Linked DNA regions of Homo sapiens: region 1 is linked to region 2. A link is an interaction called in ENCODE POLR2A ChIA-PET data of the cell type or tissue named here. Cell type or tissue: OCI-LY7. All regions are shown on one strand.

Region 1 (4,000 bases), 62 kb after region 2:
AGAAGAGGCAAGAATTTTTAAATTCTGATTTTGTTTGTATAAAGATAGTAAGAAACATTCCGTGAACCAGGAATCATAAGGCTGCACCCCTGTGAGATCTCCCCCAAGAAAGTCCCTTCCATTCTCAGAGAATAAAATCGAAACACCAAATGGATGGAAACACAGTAACCACACCGTCCCTGGCAGGGCCGCCCCTGGCTGTACCTGAATTTCCTGTGTGTGGACTGTACCGGATCTACGGAGTCTGTGGCTCTTTCAGCTCCTTCTTCATCATCCGGTGCAGCCTTTGTGCTCTGGAGACCCTCAAATCAGTACGGGGGGCGAGCGCTGTGGCTCACGCCTGTAATTCCAGCAGTTTGGGAAGCCCAGGCGGGCAGATAACTTGAAGTCAGGAGTTCTAGCCCAGCCTAGCCAACGTGGTGAAACCCCGTCTCTACTAAAAATACAAAAAATTAGCCGGGCGTGGTGGCGGGCGCCTGTAGTCCCAGCTACTCGCGAGGCTGAGGCAGGAGAATCGCTTGAACCCGGGAGGCAGAGGTTGCAGTGAGCCGAGATCCCCCACTGCACTCCAGCCTGGGCGACAGAGCAAGACTCCGTCTCAAAAACAAAAACAAACAAAATCAGGAAGGGGACTTTGAAGCTCCTTAATACTGAGGCTTGGAGGGGCCCTAGCATGGGAGTTGGGCAACCCAGCGCTTCCCCTTTGAGGAGTGGCTCTAGAAATCGCCTTCCACAGTCCACAGGGAAGGGCTTTAGCCACGATCCAGGACTGAGTCCTCCATAGGGTGTGGGTGAGCCCCACGGCTGGGCCCAGCCCCCCGAAGACCACCGGGTAGCCTCGCTCCCGCCTCCCACCCCAGCCTCGCCCTCCAGCCCCGCCACGGGAGGGGCCGCCTGAAGGAGACCCGCACCTGGGCCTGGGCTCCTGGCTGGGGGGAGCGGAGCAGGCGGCGCCCAGGCCCGGGTCCTCCCCGCCCTCGCAGCTGCCCCAGCCGAGCCTCCCGGGCCGGCCTCGCCCTGGGGGTGGGGGTGGGGGTGAGGGGGCGCAGCCTCGGGCTACGGCTCCCCCGGCCCGGCCCGGCCCGTGCGGGCTGCACACCTGCCCGCCCGGCGAGGCTTCATTAGGCCGCGCCTGTGCATCACGGGCCGGCCGCGGCGGCGGGAGTCCAGGCCATGGAACCCACAGAGAATCCCTGCCAGGGACCGCTGGGTGAGTGTGGAGACCCCGTCGTGCGAGGGGGTCAGGCTTTGGGGGTTCGGGGAGGGGGGGAGGCCTGTGATCACCAGGTCAGCGTTAGCCGACCTAAGAGCTTCAGTAGGCCGAGGGCCGGGTGGAGTCGGGTGGGGTAGGGTGGGAGGAGGCCGACCTCACTGCCCCCTGTGCTTTGGGATTGCAACCCCCCTCCCCGCTCCCCCGCGCCCCCTGCCCGCCTCCAGTCTCCCAGCGCGCAGGGGAGAGAACCCTGGGAGCCCCAGGACCCTTCTAGTCTTAGGTCTGACACCCGTCCCCTTCTTACTAGCGCACATCACTCCCATAGGACACGTGCTTACGGAGCACCCACAGTGCTGGGTACCAGGCTTTTTGCTACAGTACAAGCTCTCCTAAAATGCTGTAAAACAAATTTGTCCCTGCTTCCCCACACCACCAGCCAGCTTTGTCCCTTCACTCCATAGAGGCCTGCTCACCCTCTTCACCAGCCCAGACCCTCTCATGCAAGTCGGGTCCAGCCTGTGTCCTAGGAAAGGACTTGGAACAGCACCCTTGACCATGACCTTTTTCCTTGACACTCTGTTACAAAGTCATTCCTAGGGTCAGGCGCAGTGGCTCAAGTCTGTAATCCCAGCACGTTGGGAGGGCGAGGCTGGTGGACCACCTGAGGTCAGGAGTTGGAGACCAGCCTGGCCAACATGGCAAAACCCCATCTCTACTAAAAATACAAAAATTAGCTGGGTGTGGTGGCACACACCTGTAATCCCAGCTACTTGGGAGGCAGAGGCACGAGAATCGCTTGAACCCAGGGGGCCAAGGTTGCAGTGAGCCAGAATTGCACCATGTCACTGCAGCCTGGGCGACGGAGCGAGACTCCATCTCAAAAAAAAAAAAAAAAAAAAAAAAAATGTTATTCCTTAAGACCTATCTCATGCAATTTTCATTAAAGTAACAGTAGCTCTTAGTCGTTACTTAGCATTCATTACAAATGTTCCAATTTAGTTGGAAATGATAAAGCAGCTCCCTGAGCTGAGGGTTCTTGGAGTTATGAGTCAGTTGGGAGGTGAAAGTGGGGGGATCATTTGATGGCCCCAGGAAGGACTCCATGTGGTGATTAAGTACACAGAGTACGTGCTCAGGGTGCTGTGTGATCTTGGACATATTACTCTGCTGTCTCATCCTCATTTCTTCATCTGTTAGAAGGGAATATTAGCAGTGCCGTTCTTGCAGAGATTAAATATGCACTGTGCTAATCTTTGAAAGGTGCTTAGCGCCATGCCTGGAACATGATAAGCTCCCAATGCATCAGTCAGCTCACAGAAAGGAAGGCAAGCTTTAGGGATGAGTGGTAGGGTTTTTAGTTCTAGCTGGGTCCCAGTTTCCTTACTCGAAAGAGAGGTTTACCAGAGAGTGAGATCCTGCTTTGCAGGGAGGGGGAGGAAGTGGATGTGCTGGATGGTAGTGGGGTGGGGGGTGCGGGCGGGGGGGCATGTATGGAGCTGAGGAGAGTTGGCAGAGACAGAGTTCCATGGTTCTCCCTGTTATCTCTTTTGATGCTCTTGCCTCGGCTGCTGGAGACAATCGAATCCTTTCTTGTCCCTTCTCCAAGCAATAATGCCTGTTGTGCAGCAGAAACAGCATCCCGCCTTGGGAGAAGCAGAATCTCTGTCAATCTGTTTCTCTTTGTCTTCCTGGTCCATCCGCAGCCCCAACATGATCCCTTAGAGATACCTGAACAGTCCCTCAAACTCATACCCCTGGTGTCTGGGAAAAGGGAACTCACAAGGGGTGAGTACCCCCAAATTAGGAGATACCATGAGCTAACGCCGTCTCAGAATTGCATAAATTTGTCTACATTTTTCAAAGAAGTTGGGTTATCTGATTTAATCCTCACAATAGTCAAGCTAGGAAGGTAAGTGTGGAATTATTACCCCATTTGATAGGTAGACAAATTAAAGCTTAAGATCAAACCGTTTGCAAAGCAGGAAGCAGCACTTCCTCTTGGTCCAGTTCTTCCTTCTCCCTGGTGCTAAGGTCAGTGGATGTTGGCTCCCCACAGGCCAGAAAGCTGGAGAGAAGCCCCTGGCTGCAGGACCCGGGGAGGAGGAACTGCTCCGGGGCTCAGCCCCTCATGCTCAGGACACTCAGAGTGAGGAACTGCCACCCTCCTGCACCATCTCAGGAGAGAAGAAGCCGCCAGCAGTCTCTGGAGAAGCCACCGGGGCTGATGCTGGGAGACTGTGCCCGCCCCCCCGCTCCAGGGCTCCCCACAAAGACAGAACTCTAGCCCGCTCCAGGCCCCAGACTCAGGGGGAAGATTGTTCCCTCCCAGTGGGAGAGGTGAAGATAGGAAAGAGGTCCTATTCTCCAGCCCCCGGGAAGCAGAAAAAGCCTAATGCCATGGGTCTGGCCCCAACATCATCTCCGGGTGCCCCTAACTCAGCCCGTGCCACACACAACCCAGTGCCCTGTGGGTCAGGCCGGGGGCCCTGCCACCTGGCCAATCTCCTCAGTACATTGGCGCAGAGCAACCAAAACAGAGACCACAAGCAGGGGCCCCCGGAAGTGACCTGCCAAATTAGGAAAAAGACACGAACCCTATACCGCTCAGGTAAGTCCCTAAAGAGAGGAAACCGAAGAGATCTGGGGTCATCCTGGGGAAAGGTGGGGCTGTGTGAAGAATCTACCCCCAGGAGACCTGAGGGATGGGGTTAGTTTGTATGTCACTTCGTCCCGGATTCTCTCTTGGGCCGCGGTAGTGCAACTATCTCTGACCCTCAGAGGGAAGGT
Region 2 (4,000 bases):
CTTTGCTATAACAAATCATATCTGTTAATATTAGACCATCTGAACTTAAATCAAATGATGTTTTCCCCAAAAGGCAGCGGTCAGACTCTCACTAAATGAAATTCTATTCTAAAAACAGCCATATGATTGAATGGATTCTGCTTGATGGTAAACACTCATCCCCTATTTCTGTGTTGTAAATATTTTTCCACAAGACAATGAAAAGCCACCATGACCACTGAGATTTCATTTTCGGGACTGTCACAGTTTCAGGCTGAGATATAAGAAAGAACCATCTATTATTAAAGGAGCAGAGGTCAAGTCATGCCGGTGGCCCTCGTAGGGTAAAGCAGGGGTCGGGGAGGGGCTGGTGCAGGAGGGTGGCAGGAGATCTGGAGGAGCTAGAGTGGCAGGTACTCACTGTAACAGGGAATCTCGAGTGGGCAGTGGAGCCAAAGAGGAAAGCAGGGCACCGCGTAGGGACACAGGCAGCAGGGAAGATGCCTTTGTGAGAGGAGCGGGAATTTCACCAGCAAGAGGTGGCCTGAGTGGACCAGTTGGTCTGGCTGAATTGATCAAGATTGAGCCAGAATCTTAGAGGGATTTACATGGCAAATCTTTCAGAACTTCAAGGGCTTTCTGTAAATTCAAGGATTCAGTCATCTGGTTAATTTGACTAGATCTTCCCAAGCACAAATAAATGGAAAATTGACTTCTAATAGTACCTAACCTTCACTCCGATATTTCCGGCTTTTGAACTTTACCAAAGGTAACCTCCCAGGTGCTCAGCGAAAGGAAAATTTAAGATAGTACATGAAGGAGAAGAGACTAGACAAGGTCATGCAGAAATTAAATGAAAAGGCTTTTATTTCACAAGCAGGGAATCGAAACCAGACCACCAGTAAGAAAGGGCAAAGCCTTAGCAACTGAGCTACAGCATAGGGCAGTCTTCACTGTTCTTCCCAGAAAGCATCTAGAATAGTTAATTGTGAGCTTACACAGGCTTTTAACTACTCAAGATAATTTTTAGAGCTAATTATGACATAAACCCTAAAATTCCTGTTCCCTGGAAGGAGGAGACCAAGAGAAAGTACTGCCACGTGGTAACAAGGTCAAGCTCCCAAGGACATAAAACAAGATGGAGATAAACAGTGATTTTTACCATTCAGTCAACCATTTGCACAGAAAGAGAGAAGCCAGAAGTCTGACTGGTAAGAAATTCTTACCCTTTTGCCGGCATGCCAGGCTTCTGGGTTCTCTTTGCCTGAGCGGCCTCCATGACTGAGCTTGCCACACCATCGCGCTGGGGCAAAGCCACATCAGAAAAGAAAATTATCTTTTTCTGTTCTGGCCAGAGTAAAATACATGTGACAAAAACATAGACATTAGCTGCTCTGATTAGCACCCAGTATCAAACTGGCAAGGCTCAAATTTGCACCTGGTTGGGCTCCATCATCATTAATCCAACCTCCAACCAGGAGTTTCAACCTGTGGTCTCTGGGCAAGATGGTTGCCCTGAGTAATAGAAAAGATAAGAAAGAGAAAGGAGAAAGAGAAAAGCATTGCCTGAGGCAGGGTGGGGAAGGTGAAATGATCTGGGAGGCCAGAGAAAGACCCACCCATTGCAGCGACACTGAAAAAAAAGTTCAGGCGGCTGCTTCTAGGTAGCGAAGGGATCTTTTCCAGCAGGCCCATCATCTCTCAAGTTTCCCCTTTTAGGGAGGAAAAAGCTCCCCATGTCCCACGATCCTGTACATGCCTAATCCTGTCACCCACAGTTGTCAGCAAAGAGTGCAAGGCAGATTATTCCAAAGAGAATAGCAGTTGACATGCTGTAGTGCCAAACCCATTCTTAGACAAAAGGGACTTTACTTAGAGCCCTCATTTTAAAAATGTACTTCAAATGCATTGTTGTTCATTCGGAACATTCCACTGTGTTATCTTTAGTAACATTTTGCTGTTTCTGTAAGACTTCGCTGCCTCCCAGGCCTGAAGTGTAAGCCAGAAAGAACTCAGTTTTCCAGAAACTAAGGATCCCATTTTTACCTAAAATATTGGCCTTACGCTCAGCTTCTCTTGATTAACTTAGCCAGTGATTTTTTTTTCCTACCCAAGTGTAAGAAAAATGAAACAAAGGGGTATAACACAAAAATCTGATTTTTCAAAAGCCAAATTTTATAACTCCTGCAATATTACTGCTTACTACCAGTTCCTTTCTGACCCAGTCAGATGTAAGAGGCTTCTAACTGGATCCAAGCCAGTTAATTCCCAGATCAAATCCATTCCTGTACCCAGTCCAGTTTCTGTCACAACTCCAAACCCAGTTTGGATCAGAAATTTGCTCAAAGAAACTCAGAGAGCTCAAAACACAAATCTGTGGAGCTGGGAAATCCAAGAGGGAGCTTAACCATGATCCCCAGTGGCTGTGAGAGATCAGTGGAGCTCGGAAATCCAAGAGGGAGCTTACCCATGATCCCCAGTGGCTGTGAGAGATCAGCGGAGCTCCGAAATCCAAGAAGGAGCTTACCCATGATCCCCAGCAGCTCTAAGAGATGAGTGGACACAAGTGGGTCCTGCAGGTACCTTGCATATTCACTCAGCACTGCTGGGGGATGCTAGAAGCTCCATTTTGGATCCCACTTCTGACACCATCTGATAAAAGAAAAACTTCAGCCGAATTAAATTTAAAAGAGTTCAATTGAGCAGTGAACGATTTGCAAATCCGGCAGCCCCCAGAATCACAGCAGATTCACAGAGACCCTCTTGACTGGTAAATTCTAAAAGGGCCTGGATTATGTCTCTTTAGCTTATTTGTATAAATACCACCTGCAGGTTTGAGATTGATGTTAAGTAATCATACCATGCTACTGCACATGTTCCTCTCTTTTTTCACTTTTCTATGACATTTCTGTTTGTTTGATGTACCTGTAATAATCTCTGTTGACATTTGAAGGATAGAAGCAAATGCCACTTTAAAGCTTCCTCAGTGCAGATGAAATGATGATAATAATACAACACATTTTCAACACTTTTCTGGAGAAGTCAAAGCTCTTCACAGACATTAACTCATTCATCTTCACGATAGCAGTATTAGAGGTAACTGGGGACAAGTATTATTGGCATTTTACAAATGGATGCTGAGGTCACCTGAGGGACTTTTAACAAAAGTCATAAAATATTACAGTGAAAAGATCAACTCTCTGTTTTCAGGGATGGCACTGAGGCCCAGCAGTACAAAATGACTTGCCTTGCTCTACAGCCGGGCAGCAAGAGATTAGGATGGCTGCGACTCAGTCATCTTTGGCATCTGCAGGTCATAATTCTCACCCCTGTGGGATGGTTTTGGGGCAGGCCAGTGTCCACAGGAGGCAACACCAAGACACAGGATTTGAAGGCAACAGAGCAAAATAAATCAGTTCAGAACAGCCTGTGGACAGCCTTTCTCTTTGAACAAACGTTTAAATCTGATACTGATTTTCCACACTGAAAATTTTCACAGAGTTCTACACAGTTCATTCACTTTACCACTAATAATTAATGCAAAAAGGTCACATTTTGTGGATTTGGACTGTGGTTCTTATTTTATAAGCCCAGTAAGCTTTTCTTTTTTCTTAAAGCAGCTCTGATTGGCTCTTTAACTGGAACATGGGGCCTTTTATGAGTAGAACATGCTGATGACATAATACATTAGGGAATTCTCTTTAACAAATAAAAATAACGATTTTGTTTATTTTAGAAAGGGCTAAATGTTTGAAACTGATGATCTTTGTAAACATTTTCTAACTGGCATAATTAGTTTTGATTCCTCCAAGCAGCAGCATTTTCCTGGCCTAATTGTTTTTCGATCAACAGGCCGAGTCATAACACAGAAAATGTGGAGAAGGAAGAATAATTGAACATCAGAAGCCTTCTAATGCATTCCAGTCCTCATCCAAGGGCAAGGGAAATGTGACTTCTGAGAGAGAAGAAGATAAATGCAGCCAGTTTCAAATAGAATTATAATAGCCCTTCCTTGGACATT

Evidence for each region. ChIA-PET counts read pairs that join two places held together with the same protein. Peaks named below come from ENCODE experiments on the same cell type or tissue, not always from the same donor. Only the 100,000 strongest peaks of a DNase experiment are listed, where the experiment ranks them.
Region 1: POLR2A ChIA-PET joins it to region 2 with 18 read pairs; 4 of 35 experiments call an interaction of 5 or more read pairs at or near these places.

Annotation. Positions count from the first base shown.
Region 1 is chr7:144,400,867-144,404,866 of GRCh38, reverse strand. It overlaps NOBOX (NOBOX oogenesis homeobox), which reads left to right and starts at 1,174. Exons shown (of 8, transcript NM_001436401.1): 1 at 1,174-1,210; 2 at 3,270-3,821. The coding sequence starts at 1,174. In OCI-LY7, no CTCF peak of the experiment used is centred here; no DNase peak of the experiment used is centred here.
Region 2 is chr7:144,462,522-144,466,521 of GRCh38, reverse strand. The region is part of intron 8 of TPK1 (thiamin pyrophosphokinase 1); the gene reads left to right. Among named protein-coding and RNA genes, the nearest start is that of NOBOX, 61 kb to the right of the region's middle. In OCI-LY7, no CTCF peak of the experiment used is centred here; no DNase peak of the experiment used is centred here.